Regions from separate parts of the Homo sapiens genome. Here all the other regions are linked to region 3. The links are chromatin contacts, found by Hi-C or POLR2A ChIA-PET in ENCODE. All regions are on one chromosome and are shown on one strand. The core of a region is the stretch at or near the end of the contact, and the rest is flanking DNA. Distances in the headings are between cores, read along the strand shown.

Region 1 (2,700 bases), core at 103-2,602, 170 kb before region 3:
ACAGAAAAAGCACACAACTGATCTGAACCATTATAAATTCTTACTCTTTAAAAGTCTTAGTTGGACTCTCAATACACATTCACTTGTAGATCAGACTTGTAAGACCTTGCTTCCATTTTCTTTAGCCTCTAAGCCTCTGCCATAGAATAAGATCTATATTCAGCCTTACTTTACTCTTTTTCCCTCAATCTTTTTTTTTTTTTTTGAGACAGAGTTTCACTCTCGTTGCCCAGCTGAAGTGCAATGGCACGATCTCAGCTCACCACAACCTCCACCTCTCGGGTTCAAGAGATTCTTCTGCCTCAGCCTCCTACGTAGCTGGGATTACAGGCATGCACCACAATGCCCAGCTAATTTTTGTATTTTTAGTAGAGACGGGGTTTCTCCATGTTGGTTAGGCTGATCTCAATCTTCTGACCCCAGGTGATCCTGCCTGCCTCGGCCTCACAAAGTGCTGGGACTACAGGTGTGAGCCACCATGCCCAGCCTTTTCCTCAATCTTTTAAGCATATTACTACGCCTAATTACTTAGAAACAAAAAACATAAACTAAAAATGTCCTCAGCTTCCCAATAAATCTATCTGTTCACCAATCTCTCCTTCTTTTTAATCTCAAAAGAGGTTTCAACATTCTGATTAAAGCCAATTTCTCTTGTTTTCACCTTGGCCCAAATCCCTATCATCTCTTCTAGGAACTTGCTCTATAAATTGTCCTCTCTTTGATGGATCACTCTAATCTACACAGTCTCAACAGATACTTCCTTTCCAAATGTAAATATCCTCACATTTTCCCCTCCTACCAAAACACTTTGAATATATGCCCTATCTAGTTAATTTCAAACCACTCTTTCTTTCCAACAAATTAATATGTACTGTCTTCATTTGTTCACTTCTGAATCTTTCTTTTTCCACTATTTTATACATTGTATCCATGTTTAAATTCCCAGCATAACTCAGTAACTGACACATATTAGGCACTTTCAACATTCCACTCAAAGCCACCAATCACATCTTCAGTAGCTGAATCCAATGGACAAATTTTAGACATATTTTATCTGGCTTCTGCCAGCATCAAGCTGTTAGCTATTTTTACCATCTTTAAATGTTAATCTGCTAAACTTTTATCTGCTAAAGTTTTCTCCCTTACATTTTCTTGTCCCAGGCATTCTTCAAATGCAACTGTTCGTTTACATTTTATCCTAAATTCTTTTCTCTTTCCATTGGAGAAGACAGGGGAGCAAACGCTAAAGCTACTGCAGCCTTTGTGATTTCTATCCCTCACCAAGAGACAGCACTAACCACTTCCTCCTCTATGCTAACTATGCAGCATGTACATGTTTCTTTTTGTACGCATGTCTGTTTGCATATCGTGAGAAACACACAAATCACTCCACAGAAGTTGACTTGACCCTAGAAACTGAATTTGTAATCATTTTTAAGCCTCCTCTTCTAAACCTTCTTTTACAGATACAAAAAAATAAAACATTTGGTCCCAATGTTATTCACATTTCTTTAAAAAACCAAATTAAAATGTCTTAAATTCCTTCTGGAGTTATACACAATAATTATACTTTGATAATGCATTTTAAAGTTCTACTCACCCAAAGGCTGGTCAGTTGTTTGCTCTTTATTATCTATACAAAGATAAAAAAGCAAAACATGTAAGATCCATGGTATATTTCCAGAGTTAAAGATACATGAAAAGTATATAACATCAGCAGCATCACTTACAGAATATAGTTTCTACTCTTCAGATTTTTAATAAAAACACTCTTGAATGGAAAAAAACGATGGTGGTGTTCACAATAGGAAGTAGCAGTAGTTACCATTTCCTGATGCCTCAGCTGGCACCGTTCTATATGCTTTATATATAACAGATCTAATGAAACCTCACTCTACCCTATGAGGTGCCTACTATTATTAACCCCATTATATAGATAAGGAAATTAAGGCAGAGAGAGATTAAAGTCACTTGCCCAAAGTTATGAAGCTAGTAAGTAGCAAATCTGGATACTAACTTAGGGAGTCTCCTTCTGGATTCTATGCTTTCACCCTCTAGTATACATAAAATAAAATCCCGCCCCGCACCTGAAGCACCATGTAGGGAAAGATGTAGTTCATCAGTTGTGTGTCCACTACTGTCGGGAGATAACTTTGTACTACTGGTCAAATACATGCCACTGAAGCCTATTAAAAGCTTTCCCTATACAACATTCTTCTTTTAAACCTAAATTTTTGGTACTCCCTGAATTGTGGGAAATGAGGAAAAACTCAAAGGGCCAGGAAAATTTTAGAATCTTAGTGGTGGCTATTTACAAAAGTTTTTCTGAAATAACTTTTCATAATGTTCATTAAAGAAAAGCAAGAATTAACAGACTAATTTAGGAAAGGGGATTCTATCCAGACCCCCTATTCTCCCCCAGTAAGAGAAACAATTACTAGGATGGTTTTTGACAGTTCAAGACCTACTTGAGGCAGGTCTCATTGAGGCTTTATGTGAATTTGAGGACACTACAGCAAGGAGAATGACGCACAGGTAATGGGGACTTTCTGCTGTGTCTAGTTTGCTTATATACAGTCAGCACAGCCCAATGGCATTCACAATAATAGATGTTTGCTAATGCAATATGAGTATGACACTAAGCAAACTAGTAATGATGCTAAAATAATGAGAAATAAGTGGAGAAGTAATAGGGTTTTC
Region 2 (2,700 bases), core at 43-2,542, 150 kb before region 3:
TTGAAATAACCACACAAGGTAGATACTAATTACATCTATGTTACAATGAAAAAAAGGTACGTAATTTGCAGAAGGTCACCCAAATTACCTGGGGTAAATTAAACTCTCTGAGACTTTTTTTTTTTTTTTACATTGTAAAATGGCAGAACCAGGATGCAAACCTAGGTTTTCTTGCCTTTTAAAGGTTTTAAACCTTATGTTTTGCTTTCTCAGTGATTCTGTCTTTTTGTTTTTTTGAGACAGGGTCTCACTCTGTCACCCAGGCTGGAGTGCAGTGGCATGATCAGGGCTCACTGCAGTGTCAACCTCCTGGGCTGAAGCCATCCTCCCACCTCAGCACCCCCAATAGCTGGGTCTACGGGTGTGCATCACCATACCCGGCTAATTTTTGCATTTTTTGTAGAGGCAGGGTTTTGCCATGTTGCCCAGGCTGGTCTTGAGCTCCTGGGCTCAAGCAATCCACCTCACCTCAGCTTCCCAAAGCACTGGGATTATAGGAGTGAGCCACCATGACCGGCCTCTTGGTGATTCTCAATATATCTCCCACGGTAATCCCGCTTTCTGCCACAGTGAGCCTACCTTACTGAGAAAGTGTATCACACAAAGAGCAATCCCACACCAGGACACGGCTCATGAATATACCATGGCAAATATTCTCTGCCATTATACAAGGAGATAAGAGACAAGAAGGATGGAAAGGGTTTTTCCTCTAGAGTATCTTACAAAGAAGCAGGTGACTACTGGAAAGGGATCATATGGCCAGGTTCTAAAAGTTATCCTTCCTTTGTATGGGACACAAGACTAAGTGATTTTTAAAATTAGTATTTTTTTTTTTTTTTTTTTTTTTTTTTGTAGAAACAGGGCCTCATTATGTTGCCCAGGTTGGCCTCATATGTTGCCTGGAACTGCTGGCCTCAAGAGATCCTCCTACATTAGCCTCCCAAAGTGTTGGGATTACACGTGTGAGCCACTGTGCCTGGCCAAGACAAAGTAGCTTTTAATGTACATCTAAATTAACAGTTTATAAGCCTGTCCTGCACCAACAACTTTATTAATAAGCGTGTGTGTGTGTGTGTGTGTGTGTGTGTAACATATATATACAATTTATTGCTTCAAAGACTGAGAATTGAAAGGCAAAATGTGATTTGGAAACCACCCCTGGTGAATAGTCAAGAAAATGAGTTGCAATACCTCCCATGTTTTAACCACACAAATTTCCTTCCTCCCACAAAGCCTTGTGCGACAGGGACCCATGGTCAACCCTTAGCCACCCCAATGCAGCACCCACTAGTGAGAAGGTGCTGAACAAAGGTAAAAAAAGAATATGGTATAGTGCTACGTAGGCTGTACGAAGGCATACAAATGAAAGTTCTATTTTAAACGGTGAACACACAGCTTCCTGGTAAACAAGCATATTTTTCAGATAACATCTACAAAGAAGTCAGAGAAGTTACTTGATTTCCTGTAAGCCTGGGAGAATGTGACTAGGTACGATGGAACCAAGGATCGTGCTTTCAACTACACACACATATGCCGATAAACAAGTACATGCTATTAAGCAATAAAACAAAAATTTAAAACCCTGCTGAAATTATAAGAAAGATAAATTAGGATAATTTTTGACAAAAGGACACATAGCTTCCCTTGAAGTTATTCTCTCTCACGACGCATTTAAATGTTGATGTAGTTTATCAATAAATACTTTTTCCAAAAACAGATCTATTCCATACACTGAAGTCCATCTACTTTCAGAGGCCATGAAACAAAAAAAGATTTTTATCAACTTCCATCTAAAACTTGTCCTCAAAGTTACTCTGCAATCTTCTATGCTATCACAGAAGAGTACCCACATGCCCTACAGTGTGCCCAAATAAATATCATTCCTCTTCCTCTAACAATTTCCCCCAGTATATAACCAAAGTAGGTCCATGTGTGTCCCTCCTACGGCATTACACAAAGTATGTCCACATATGTTTCTCTTACATGTCAATTGAAATCTGTATAGATTATAGCTAAATCTAGTTTCCCACATCACATCCCTTATTCTGTTACATTGCCTGAGACTCCCCTCCACACTCCACATCCAGAAAGACATTCCTTCAGGCCTTGCTCACCAGCCCTTTCTCTCCCTCTACTTATTCCTTATCCTCATGCACATCCATACCATCTTTTTCTCTTTTCACTTCTTGATATTTTTCTTTTAGGAATAATTGCCAATTTCCTCATATTCATGAAATAAGAAAAGTCCCTTACAAATAAGATCCAGTCTTTGAGCACTTTTTAAGTTGGCAAGAAGAAAAAAATTGAAGTCCATGGGTCAAAGAGGCAACTGAGGTAATAATACAGAACTAAGTTTCTTAATTCAGAAATTTCCTAGCATTATGGAAATGGTATTGAGTTCAGGTCAGGGTCAGCAGACCTGGTTTTTAATCCTACCTTTGTCAATAATTGTGACTTTGGCCAAATGATCACTTTTGGAAATCTCATTTTCCATGTAAATGTTTGTTGGTTAAAATTTAAATGTTCACAATAGCACTGTTCTGTCGCTTCACAGAATTGTGAAGATAAAATGTGAAGTAAAGGTATTTTAGAAACTAAAGAATAACATTAAACAACCTTTGCACTTATTTTAGAGATAAAGTAATAAAAATAGCCAAAACATAACAATGCGTATGTTACAACGGATCTGAGAAAAAAAGG
Region 3 (2,700 bases), core at 58-2,557:
GTCCTTCCTTGGTACTTTCCCTTACCTAGAGTACTATAGACAGTTTCCTTATACCTTATAGCACTCTTCTATCACAGTCAATAGTTCTTTATATTGAACTTCTCTTATATAACCTACTGTGTGGTTTCTATGATTGGACCTAGGCTATTCATCTCATCAGTAAAGAAGAGATGATAACATCTTTTTCTCAGATTTATTTTACGGATCAGATGAGAAAACCCTCATAAAGCTCATAGCTCAAGGCTCTGCCTGTCAGAGCTCCCCAACTTCCTCTTTTCCTGAGCTACTGCTGTTTTTTCACAGAGAAGAAGGAAAATTAGTATCAGTGAGTGAGTGCCTTCTGGGCACCAGGCAATATGTCAGGCACTTGACAAGATGGTGCAGACATGCATGTGGTTAGTCTTAGAGGAGGAGACAGAGGGTCAGAGAAGCTAAAGAGGTTACCCGTGGTCATGCATGCTATATCCAATTAAGCTGGGCTACAAACGCTGGTTGCTAGTCCTCCAAGTCCACGCACCACACACTATGTTGGGCTTACTCCTAGAGCCCCAAACACTCCTTTTTTCACTTGAATGAGTACAATTTCCCTACATAAGGAAATTGTGTCAGCACTCACTCGAAGTTTCAGCACTCATTCTATGCTGAGAATAGGTGCACAGCAGAAGAATCATTTGCTAGCATTCTTTTGTAATGACTTAACTAAGAAATCTCCTCCTAAAAGAAAGGTCTGACTCATTGGGAAGGTGTGAGTCTGTGGTTTCCCTTTCTCTGTGAGCTGGCCTCTGGATGAGAACCGAGGAGCCTGCTCTTGAAACTGATGCCGTAAGCAAGTACAAATATGAACTGGGCTGTTAAAGGCTTCACTTCAAAAAAAACCCCATTGGTTAAAATCAAATTTATGGAATTGCTTATCAGCAGCGGGCCAGTTGTACGGTTTGTTGCTTCAACGTAACTTCCACAGGCCAGCAATCTCTGTTATGTTCATTGATGTTTCCCAGCTGCCTAGAACAGTGCCTGGTATAAAGTAGATGGTCACTAAATGTGTGTCAAATGTATGAATTTACACGGTCAAGGATTCAACCAATTTTTTTACATGTGGAGATTCACTAGGGTATTTTGAAGTAGAATTTTAATTTAAAAGTAAGAGGGGCGATATGGTTTGGATCTGTGTCTCTACCAAATCTTGCACTGAGATGTAATCCCCAATGTTGGAGGTGGGGCCCAGTGGGAGGTGATTGGATGATGCGGGTGGTTCCTCATGAATGGCTTAGCGCCATCTCCTGGTACTGGTCTCGTGACAATGAGTGAGTTCTTGTGAGATCTGGTTGTTTAAAAGTGTGCGGCACCTCCCCCTTGCTCGCTCTTGGTCCTGCTCCTGTCGGGCAAGATGTGGGCTTCAGCTTTGCCATCTGCCATGAGTAAAGTTCCCTGAGGCCTCTCCAGAAGCAGTTGCCACCATACTTCCTGTATAGCCGGTGGAACCGTGAGCCAATTACACCTCTTTCATTTATAAATTACCCAGTCTCAGGTATTTATAGCAGTGCAAGAACTGACTAATACAAGAGGAAAGGTGCAAATAAATCTCAATGGAATATGATTATTTTGTAAATCACGGCATGATACTATGATGATCTATTCCAGTGACCAAGCTCATCCTAATGAAAACTTGTCCTGTGTTTAATTCTCTTCAGAGGTCAGTCTCTTCTAGGTACCCGCTTATTACTTTGCTGATGTAATAGTAATCAATCACGGAAGAATAAAGGTACCATCCCAGTAAATATCATAGTAACTTTTTAACTGAAGCCCTTTGGAAAAAATTGCCCAGTGCCTGACAGAGAATTCTGCACATGACAGCTACTCCATAAATGTCTGTTGACACTGATGATACTGTGATAATACCAGGACCTTAAAATAAGGGACTGACATAGGTAGTGGAAATGCAGGCAGGATAGAAAGGCCGGAGAGAGGGGTGGTGGTGCTTTTGATGGGGCAGTCTCTCTATACATTTCACATAATGACCAGGAAGTTCCCCATGTTTTCTGTGCTTAATGACTCAGTCTATTTGTGCTATAGCATATTCTTAAAAGGCTGAACCAAAATACCAAACCAGAAAAGTACTCTTTACATGTGTTACAGATATTGAGGTATAGAGAGGAAAGCATATGCACATCAAACTCTTTTAAAAAAATACCTTATCCCTTATTTCCCAGAAATGATATTTCTTCTTTTTAATAAAGAAGAAAAAGGGATATAGAAAGGGAATAAATATACTTTTCTTTCCGGGAACACCAGGATAACCAGTAGTGCTTAGGGTTCAAAGTCTCTTTTAAAATGGGGTTGTTGCAAAGTCAGGAGCAGATGAAAGTTCAAACCCTTTCAAGTGTAGAGCTTTAATGGGTGAAGTTGGCTACAGCTGTCTCAACTGGTACATGGTTCATTCATTTATTCATTCTCTCAACAAACACTTAGTAAGCATCTACCGCATGCTAATCGCTATAACAGGCCTTCACTAGAACACAGAATGGGAGCTCCTTGTAGATGAGCATTTGCCTGTCTTGTATCCCCATTATCTAAAACACTCCCTAGTACTTTGGAGGCATTCACTAAATATTTGTTGAAAAGATTAAGTAGTCCTAGCCCTCATGGAGTTTATATTAAATTTCTTTCTTGTTTAGTTAGCATTTTTATGCCCATCAAATA

What was found. A loop is a pair of places that touch in the nucleus more often than their neighbours do. ChIA-PET counts read pairs that join two places held with the same protein, here RNA polymerase II (POLR2A). Pooled maps may share reads with other maps.
Region 1: a map of CD4-positive, alpha-beta memory T cell shows a loop between it and region 3 (2.6-fold over the local background). The contact joins two enhancer-like sites. A Hi-C loop is called at or near these places in 1 of 168 maps with a recorded cell type or tissue (CD4-positive, alpha-beta memory T cell) and 7 of 50 pooled maps. POLR2A ChIA-PET finds 5 or more read pairs at or near these places in 5 of 52 experiments (GM10248, GM12878, activated B cell and 2 more).
Region 2: a loop to region 3 is called in a map of naive thymus-derived CD4-positive, alpha-beta T cell, with 4 times the contacts of the local background. The contact joins two enhancer-like sites. A Hi-C loop is called at or near these places in 24 of 168 maps with a recorded cell type or tissue (B cell, CD14-positive monocyte, CD8-positive, alpha-beta T cell and 19 more), 37 of 37 single-sample maps with no recorded cell type and 25 of 50 pooled maps. POLR2A ChIA-PET finds 5 or more read pairs at or near these places in 31 of 52 experiments (AG04449, AG04450, B cell and 23 more).

Annotation. Positions count from the first base shown.
Region 1 is chr18:58,714,868-58,717,567 of GRCh38, reverse strand. It overlaps MALT1 (MALT1 paracaspase), which reads right to left. Exons shown (of 17, transcript NM_006785.4): 9 at 1,601-1,633. All of the region lies in intron 1 of LOC105372146 (a long non-coding RNA gene), which reads left to right. Among named protein-coding and RNA genes, the nearest start is that of MALT1-AS1, 44 kb to the right of the region's middle. Within about 2 kb of position 1,352, at least 5 of the 41 ENCODE cell types and tissues checked have a DNase peak (open chromatin) inside an H3K27ac peak, as active enhancers do; they include GM12878, where a contact is called at or near this core.
Region 2 is chr18:58,686,688-58,689,387 of GRCh38, reverse strand. All of the region lies in intron 2 of MALT1 (MALT1 paracaspase), which reads right to left. All of the region lies in intron 2 of LOC105372146 (a long non-coding RNA gene), which reads left to right. Among named protein-coding and RNA genes, the nearest start is that of MALT1-AS1, 16 kb to the right of the region's middle. Within about 2 kb of position 1,292, at least 5 of the 41 ENCODE cell types and tissues checked have a DNase peak (open chromatin) inside an H3K27ac peak, as active enhancers do; they include GM12878, where a contact is called at or near this core.
Region 3 is chr18:58,539,943-58,542,642 of GRCh38, reverse strand. The region is part of intron 4 of ALPK2 (alpha kinase 2); the gene reads left to right. Among named protein-coding and RNA genes, the nearest start is that of ALPK2-AS1, 16 kb to the left of the region's middle. RefSeq lists an enhancer at 1,405-1,484. Within about 2 kb of position 1,307, at least 6 of the 41 ENCODE cell types and tissues checked have a DNase peak (open chromatin) inside an H3K27ac peak, as active enhancers do; they include GM12878, where a contact is called at or near this core.